2 separate regions of the Homo sapiens genome follow, and region 1 is linked to region 2. A link is a contact called in ENCODE Hi-C or POLR2A ChIA-PET data. All regions are on one chromosome and are shown on one strand. The core of a region is the stretch at or near the end of the contact, and the rest is flanking DNA. Distances in the headings are between cores, read along the strand shown. Region 1 has its middle 31 kb from the start of MYH9-DT. Region 2 holds the start of APOL1 (apolipoprotein L1).

Region 1 (4,465 bases), core at 873-3,372, 170 kb after region 2:
AAGCCAGGGACACAGGCAGCAAGGGGTGCCTAGGACACTGTTCTAGAGCAGCATCGTAGACATCCAGGCTCTCATTTGATCTCGTCCCCAAAAAATAAGCAGAGGAAGCATAATCATCTCGGAATGATGAGGAATCCATGGCTCAGAGAGATGAGGTCACTTGCCCAAGGCCACACAGGAAGTGGCAGAGCTGAGGTTTAGCCCAGGTGTTTTCAAGTCTCAGCCAGGGCGCTTGGTGTTCCTTTGGCCACTCCCCATGGGGCTGAGTTCTGCCTGGAATCACAGCCAATATCTGCTGAGTGCCTGCCATGTGCCGGGAACCACGTAAGCACTTTACATGTTTTTTTCTTTGTTTGAGACAGAGTCTCACTCTGTTGCCCAGGCCGGAGTACAATGGCACGATCTCGGCTCACTGCTACCTCTGCCTCCTGGATTCAAGCAGTTCTGCTGTCTCAGCCTCCCCAGTAACTGGAATTACAGGCACCCACCACCACGCCCGACTCATTTTTGTATTTTTAGTAGCGGCAGGGTTTCACCATGTTGGCCAGGCTGGTCTCAAACTCCTGACCTCAGGTGATCTGCCCGCTTCAGCCTCCCAAATTGCTGGGATTTCAGGCATGACCACCGCACCTGGCCACTTTACCTGTTTTATTTTCTAATTTTAATTAATTAATTTTTTTTTTGAGACAGTGTCTCACTCTGTCACTCAGGCTGGAGTACAGTGTCATGATCAAGACTCACTGCAGCCTTGGCCTCCCAGGCTCAGGTGATCCTCCCACCTCAGCCTCCCGAGTAGCTGGGACCATGGGTGTGCACCACCATGCCCACTAATTTTTGTATTTCTTGTAGAGATGGGGTTTTGCCATGTTGCCCAGGCTGGTACTTTTATTTTATTTTATTTATTTATTTATTTTTGAGAAGGAGTCTCTCTCTGTCACCAGGCTGGAGTGCAGTGGCGCGATCTCGGCTCACTGCAACCTCTGCCTCCCGGGTTCAAGCGATTCTCCTGCCTCAGCCTCCCGATTAGCTGGTACTACAGGCGCCTGCCACCACGTCTGGCTAATTTTTGTATTTTTAGTAGAGACGGGGTTTCACCGTGTTGGCCAGGCTGGTCTCAATCTCTTGACCTTGTGATCCACCCGCCTCAGCCTCCCAAAGTGCTGGGATTACAGGCGTGAGCCACCGCGCCCGGCCTGGTACTTTTATTTTTTAATAGCGACTGGGGGCCGGGCGCGGTGGCTCACGCCTGTAATCCCAGCACTTTGGGAGGCTGAGGCAGGTGGATCACGAGGTCAGGAGATGGAGACCATCCTGGCCAACACGGTGAAACCCCGTCTCTACTAAAAATACAAAAAAAATTAGCCGGGCGTGGTGGCAGGCACCTGTAGTCCCAGCTATTCGGGAGGCTGAGGCAGGAGAATGGCGTGAACCGGGAGGCGGAGATCGCGCCACTGCACACCAGCCTGGGCGACAGAGTGAGACTCCATCTCAAAAAAAAAAAAAAAAAATAGCGACTGGGTGTCACTATGTTGCCTACATTGGTCTCAAACTCCTCGGTCTCCCAAAGCGCTGGGATTGATGTAGGAGGTGGGACTCGACTCTGGAGGTGGGGCTCACACATTGAACCAAATCAAGGACTAGCTAGGCTGGGCGCTGTGGCTCAAGCCTGTAATCCCAGCACTTTGGGAGGCTGAGGCGGGTGGATCACGAGGTCAGGAGTTCGAGACCAGCCTGGCCAACCTGGTGAACCATCATCTCTACTGAAAATAAAAAAATTAGCCAGGCATGGTGACGGGTGCCTGTAGTCCCAGCCTCTCGGGAGGCTGAGGCAGGAGAATAGCTTGAACTCGGGAGGCAGAGGTTGCAGTGAGCCGAGACCATACCACTGCACTTCAGCCTGGGTGACAGAGCGAGACTCTCTCTCAAAAAAAAAAAAAAAAAAAAAAAGAGAAAAAGAAAAGGAAGAACAGAAGAACAGAAGAGAAAGGGCACCCCACACACATCCATTCCTCTCTTCCTCCGTTAAACCGGAGCCAGGGGCTGGGGCTGGGTGTGTGTGCTCCTGCCTTCCCAGGCTCTTGCTTGTTTTCAAAGGACCAGAGAAATGTCTGGAGGACTGCTGCTTCAGTCCACGTGACCAGGATGAAAGTCATTAACAAAAGGCCAATGTTTGGGGAAGAGCCTTTGCCCTCCTTTCAGGGCCTCAGCTGGGGCTCAGGGAGATAAGGCGGGAGCAAAAATAAAACTGAAAATGTGTTTACTCTGAGATGAAAGTGCATTGCTAAACGCTAGCCGCGAGGACTTGTATACAAAAACCACATGTCTGGGGGTGTTCTGGAATGTCACAAACTGCAATGGCAAGAAAAGGCAGCAGGCAGGACCAGGACTCTGCTCCGTGGGAGCCCCCTCTGGTGCCCTGGCTCTGTCACCTCCTAGGGTCTGTGATCTCTCAAACCGGACCTCAGACAGCCTGAGCAGCCCACCCAGCCACGTGAGCCACCGTGCCCAGCCTGATTTCTTTCTTTCTTTTGTTTTCTTTCACTTTTTAAACAGAGACCAGCAGGCCAGGTGCGGTGCCTCACGCCTATAATCCCAGCACTTTGGGAGGCTGAGGCAGGTGGATCACCTGAGGTCAGGAGTTTGAGACTAGCCTGGCCAAGATGGTGAAACCCCATCTCTACTAAAAATACAAAAAATTAGCTGGGCGTGGTGGCGGGTGCCTGTAGTCCCAGCCACTCGGGAGGCTGAGCCGAGATCGCACCACTGCACTCCAGCCTGGGAGACAGAATGAGACTCCGCCTCAAAAAAAAAAAAAAAAATTAGCCTGGCGTGGTGGTGGGTGCCTATAATCCCAGCTACTCGAGAGTCTGGGGCAGGAGAATTGCTTGAACCCGGGAGGCAAAGGTTGCAGTGAGCTGAGATAGCGTCATTGCACTCCAGCCTGGGCAACAGAGCGATACTCCGTCTCAAAAAAAAAAAAAAAAAAAGCCATGAGTGAGTTACTCTTGCGAGCAGCCCTCTCGAGCTGGAGTTTGACTCCTGGAAGATGGGATGCCACTGTGACTGAGCAAACATAGGAATAGCTGTTCCACTAAAGTCTCACAAAGCCACTGGCCGGAGGAATTTCTCTAGGGACTCCCAGGAGCAGCTGAGGAAACATGAAGGAGTGGACATTCCCAGAAGCCAAAGAAAAGTCGTTTGGTTACAGAGACTGGTGTCTGTGTTCTTCTAGAAAACATGGGCTCTGCTGAGATCAGGGAAGACTCTGACAGGAGCCACCAGGCAGAATCCTCCAGACAGACTAGAATGAGTACAAAGGAGAACAGAACAGCTGTTGCTGGGCGTTTGGACTGAACAGACCTTTCTCACGTGTTGTTTTTATTTATTTATTTGGAGAGAGTCTTGCTCTGTTGCCCAGGCTATAGTGCAGTGGTGAGAACTTGGTTCACTGCAACTTCCACCTCCTGAGTTCAAGCTATTCTCCTGCCTCAGCTTCCTGAGTAGCTGGAATTACAGGAGTGAGCTACCATACCTGGCTAATTTTTGTATTTTTAGCAGAGACGGGGTTTCAGCATGTTGGCCAGGCAGGTCTCAAGCTCCTGGCCTCAAGGGATCCACCCGCCTCGGCCTCCCAAAGTGCTGGAATTATAGGCATGAGCCACCACACCCAGCCTGTTATTATTTTTTAATTTGAGATAAAACAGAAGCCATGTACCTTTGAATTATTCTAACCAAAAGTCTCCTGTTGGGACTTACACAGAACCACTAACTGTCAAGTGTCTGCTGGAAGCCTCAGTTTCCTCATGTGTAAAGTGGGGAAAATAATAGTGCCTGCCTCCTAGGACTTAAAGTTGTTTGTGAGAAATGCTTAGTGCTGGGCATGGTGGCTCATGCCTCTAATGCCAGGGCTTTGGGAGGCCAAGGTGGGAGGATTGCTTGAGACCAGGATTCTGAGACCAGCCTGAGAAACATAATGAGACCCTATCTCTACAGATTTTTTTTCCATGAGGCATTTTATTTGTAAATATGTGTATTACATCCCTAGAAAAAGAATCCCAGGATTTTCCCTCCTGTGTGGTTTTGTCTTGCTTCTTCATGGTCCATGATGCCAGCTGAGGTTGTCAGTACAATGAAACCAAACTGGCGGGATGGAAGCAGATTATTCTGCCATTTTTCTAGATCTTTGAGTTGCACATCAAATCTGGGGCTGATCACTCCACACTTGTTGAGCCTGCCTGTGACAGTCACAACAATTTTCCCAGCTCTGTGACCATCAATGATTTCAAATTCGCCAGTGTAATCATGCTTTATCATCACAGTGAGAAATCGGACGATGACTTTGGAGCATGGCCTAATAAGCACCTGGCGTTTGCCTCTCTTTTTGGCATTGTTGATGCTCTTGAGGGCATCAGCCAGGGGCCAGGCGCAGTGGCTCACGCCTGTAATCCCAGCACTTTGGGAGGCC
Region 2 (4,330 bases), core at 601-3,100:
AAACTCCTTGTGGGTCCCAGCAGTTTTTACCCTGAGGCAGACTTTGTGTAATTTCATTGTGACAATGCAAATTAGCAACTTATCTTTACTGGTACATGATAAATAACAAGACTTCTGCCCACCCTCAGAAAAATGCACATATGCCTGCTTCCTCTACTCTATGTTCATTTTTATCTTATATAAAATGTAGACGAACTGTGCATGAGACGAATGAATAATTGACTGTTCCTCTACCCCCTCCTTTCATAGACAACCTGTGGATTCAAGGAGGGCTAATCAAAGCTTCACAAGAATGTGACCACTCACCTCATTACCTATCCTGTCTTTTTTCCTTTCCTCCTTCCACTCCTGCCTGATTTTACACATTTAAATACTGGAGGCCTCAAAACCCTCTGTGAAAAACGAGTGGACCCCAGAACCTCCTGTGACTTGTGTGACTTTTTCCTGGGTGCATCCTCAACCTTGGCAGAGTAAACATCTAAACTGACTGAGACGTGTCCCAGACCCTCTTTGGTTTACAAGTCTTGCCTCCTCCCTGAGTTGCTGGATGAAAGCAACGTCCTCTCTTCTTGCCTCAGTTTCCTCATCTGCAAAATCAGATCATAATCCTGGCCCATTGAGGGGATGATTATAAAACTCAATCAAATGGAGAAGCATTTGCAAATGGAATGTATTGCAAAGTGTATTGTGCAGTCCCTGTGTAATCACCATTCTCTTCCTGCCTCATAAGCTGGTGTGTGTGTGTGTATGGGTGGGGTGAGGTGGACACGATGCCCCCAGAGATGTTTGCTCAGGATGAAATAGGCCCCCATGGAAGGGTCAGGTTGGCTTCTGTGGTTTAGCTGCCTTTGAGGCCCTTCTGCCTGGGGCAAAGCACAAAAGTCCAATAGCAATCTGGTTGCATGACTTCCTAGTCATGGAAGTGTGGCTGAGCAGTGGTCTCTAGTCCCTCCACCCTGTGTGCCTCGGGAGTGGAACACGGGGCAGTGGCCTCTGCTGGGGAGGATGCTGGGGGATCTCTGAAAGGAGGCAATGCCTGATTTTGTCACTGAACGATGAGCATGATTTTTCCAGGCGGTGGAAGCAGGTGCTCCCGGCAGAAGACCCCATATAAGCAAATATCTAGAAGCCACAAGGCATGGCCTTCAACAAGAGCAGGCCTGGTGCGGTGGCTCATGCCAAGGTGGGAGGATCACTTGAGGCCTGGAGTTCAAGAGTAGCCCAGTCAATATAGTGAGGCACCATCTCTAATATAATTTTTTTAAAAATTAGCTGGGTGGTTGGCTGATACCTGTAGAACCAGCTACTCAGGAGGCTGAGGTGGGGGGATGGCTTAAGCCCAGGGGTTTGAAGCTGCTGTGCGCGATGACTGTGGCACTGCAATTCAGTCTTGGTGACAGACTGAGACCCTGTCTCAAAAACATAACCAAAATAACCCCAACGGCATTACAATAAATATACAATAAGCATCCACAAGGCATGTGTGGGAGACTGTGCTTATGCCGATGGCACGGGCAGGAGTAAGGCAGGCATCAGGGGAATGTGGATGCACGGGAGGATGGGGAGTAATCTGCAGGGTCCCATAGTATGTCAGTGGCAGGTCTTTCTCCTTGAGACCACAGCAGACCCCCAGCCCTGAGGATGCGAGGCAGGTGGGTTGGATGAGAGGGATCTGGATGTCTGGTCTCAGGCTGCTCCTCTAAGGGCAGCAGCAAGGAGGGTGGGGCTGGACTGAAGGTGGAGGGGAGCGTGTTTGCTGTGCTTGGTCATGAGCTGCTGGGAAGTTGTGACTTTCACTTTCCCTTTCGAATTCCTCGGTATATCTTGGGGACTGGAGGACCTGTCTGGTTATTATACAGACGCATAACTGGAGGTGGGATCCACACAGCTCAGAACAGCTGGATCTTGCTCAGTCTCTGCCAGGGGAAGATTCCTTGGTAAGTTGGGGACAGTTGACCTGCCTCCATCTTATTCTCACAGCTTTTGTAGATAAGCTGGGAGAGGTTAGGTGACTGGTTCAGATAGACAGGAAAGTAGCGGCAAAGCCTGGATTTGCACCCAGGCTTGAGTCTGATTGCTTCCCCTCTCCTGCTGGGCTCTTAAACTATAGAGGGTTGGGGAAACAGCTCAGATGGGTTCACAAAGCTCCCTGGGCTCAGCCCTGGTTTTGACTGCTGAGACACGACTGAGTGAACCCAGAAGGAAGGTTTGTGTTGGGGGTGCCCATCTCTTTGGGAAATTTGAAGGAACCAAAGAAGGTGGAGGAGAGGAGGTGACCCAGATCCCAGCCTGTTCTTATGGCCAGGCCACACCAAGGCTGGCCCCAGGGTGCTGCTGCTGAGGCCCAATGGGGGCAACAGAATTTTTTTTCAGGTACAAGGAGTTCAGAGGTCATCTCACCCACCCTGAGTCTGAGCACCAACTTGTGCCAGGCCCTGTGGGGAAACTGAGGCCCTGGGAGCGGAATGACTTGCCCAGGGTCCCGTGTCAGGAGGCTGAGCAGGTAGATCATAGGACTCCACGTCTCTGGCCCTCACCTCTGTCCCTCTGTTCAGACTTCTGGGGTGATGGAGAAGAAACAGGCTGTGCTGTGTCCCTAATGGGAAACGTGGCTGAGACAGGGGAGTGAGAAGGGTGCGTTGCAGAATGGTGCCTGTGGCATGATGCCAGCTTTGCAATCATGAGATTCAAAAGCCACACTGTGGAATTGTGAGTATAACTACAGGAGTGAGAGCTTAGATCTCTGTGTTCATAGAAGGAGAATCAAACCTGGAAACTTTTGGATTATTAAAATCAAACATTTTTGCTTCAATATTAGAGTCACAAGGGCAGATGTTGGCCTCCCCTCTGCCCTCCAAGAGCTGTGTGACTCTGGGAAATTCACCTCCCCTCCCAGCCTGAGTATTTTCCCCTGTAAAAAACCTGATAGAGCTGCCAAAAGTCCATGAAATCAGGGGGGTAATTTCTGTGAAATCTGAGTCATGGTCTTATTTGTTCTTCACCAAAAAGAGATGATGAAGCCTGTAACCCCAGTGCTGTGGGAGGCAGAGGCGGGAGGATGACTTGAGGCCAGGAGTTCAAGACAGCCTGGGAAACACAGGAGATGCTGTCTCTATGAAATCAAAAATTAACAAATTAGCCCAGCATGGTAGTGTGTACCTGTAGTCCCAGCTACTCAGAAGGTTGAAGGAGGCGGATCACTTGAGCCCAACAGATCTAGGCTGCAATGAGCTAGGATGGTGTCAAAGCCCTGCAGCCTGGGTGACAGAGCAAAACTGTTTATTAAAAACTAAACGAAAGGCCGGGCGCGGTGGCTCACGCCTGTAATCCCAGCACTTTGGGAGGCCAAGACAGGTGGTCACGAGGTCAGGATATCGAGACCATCCTGGCTAACATGGTGAAACCCTGTCTCTACTAAAAATACAAAAAAATTAGCCGGGTGTCGTGGCGGGCACCTGTAGTCCCAGCTACTCGGGAGGCTGAGGCAGGAGAATGGCGTGAACCCGGGAGGCAGAGCTTGTAGCGAGCCTAGATCGCCCCACTGCACTCCAGCCTGGGTGATAGAGCGAGACTCCATTTCAAAAAAAAAATGAAATGAAAATGGTGATTTCTCAGGAGGAGCACACTGTCTCAACCCCTCTTTTCCTGCTCAAGGAGGAGGCCCTGCAGCGACATGGAGGGAGCTGCTTTGCTGAGAGTCTCTGTCCTCTGCATCTGGTGAGCTTGGCTCAGAGCCCTGAGGCGGGAGGGAGGGCTCCCTGTCTGGGCTGCACAATTGGACTGGGCTTGGGCTGGGCCAGGGCCATCTGGGCTTCTTCTAGGAACCAAAGTCACTTCCCGGAATTGACCAACCGGCAGACTCGCCCAGGGAGGACCCGCTGTATCCTAGTTGAGGCTAACGGTCAATATCCGGCCTCAATATTCAGCAGAGGCTCCAGGTCAGGGTCTGAGCCAGGCCAACAATGACCAAGGAGGATGGGATCCAGGGTGCAGCTCCTCACAAGTGTCGGGGGAATCCGAGGCACCAGCTCTCTCTACCCTCCTGCTCCTCTGCTCTCTCCTGGTCCTCCTGTGTCCTCATGGCTCATGAGATGGTGTTGAGATGGCTCCCCTGGCCTAGGGGATCACACAGTGAACAAAGCAGGAAGAAGGCGAAGGGATGCCCCTCTCCTGTCACCCTTGTCCCTTACAGCAAGAAGGGCCCAGACGCCCCTCTGCATACTCCCCTGGTGAACTGCTGCCCAGGACTGGGTCCCCCTTTTACCCTTGCTGCATGGAGTCCCCAGAAGACAAACATCTGTGTGTCTGAACCCTGAGACAAAGGCAGGAA

Evidence for each region. A loop is a pair of places that touch in the nucleus more often than their neighbours do. ChIA-PET counts read pairs that join two places held with the same protein, here RNA polymerase II (POLR2A). Pooled maps may share reads with other maps.
Region 1: a pooled map shows a loop between it and region 2 (2.1-fold over the local background). The contact joins the enhancer-like site here to the promoter of APOL1 in region 2. A Hi-C loop is called at or near these places in 1 of 168 maps with a recorded cell type or tissue (endothelial cell of hepatic sinusoid) and 1 of 50 pooled maps. POLR2A ChIA-PET finds 5 or more read pairs at or near these places in 5 of 52 experiments (HEK293T, HepG2, activated B cell and 1 more).

What each region holds. Positions count from the first base shown.
Region 1 is chr22:36,417,229-36,421,693 of GRCh38, forward strand. It overlaps the pseudogene RPS15AP38. Among named protein-coding and RNA genes, the nearest start is that of MYH9-DT, 31 kb to the left of the region's middle. RefSeq lists a silencer at 267-316. Within about 2 kb of position 2,123, at least 20 of the 41 ENCODE cell types and tissues checked have a DNase peak (open chromatin) inside an H3K27ac peak, as active enhancers do.
Region 2 is chr22:36,251,283-36,255,612 of GRCh38, forward strand. It overlaps APOL1 (apolipoprotein L1), which reads left to right and starts at 1,851. Exons shown (of 6, transcript NM_003661.4): 1 at 1,851-1,937; 2 at 3,655-3,717. The coding sequence starts at 3,674. RefSeq lists enhancers at 1,904-1,963, 3,713-4,212.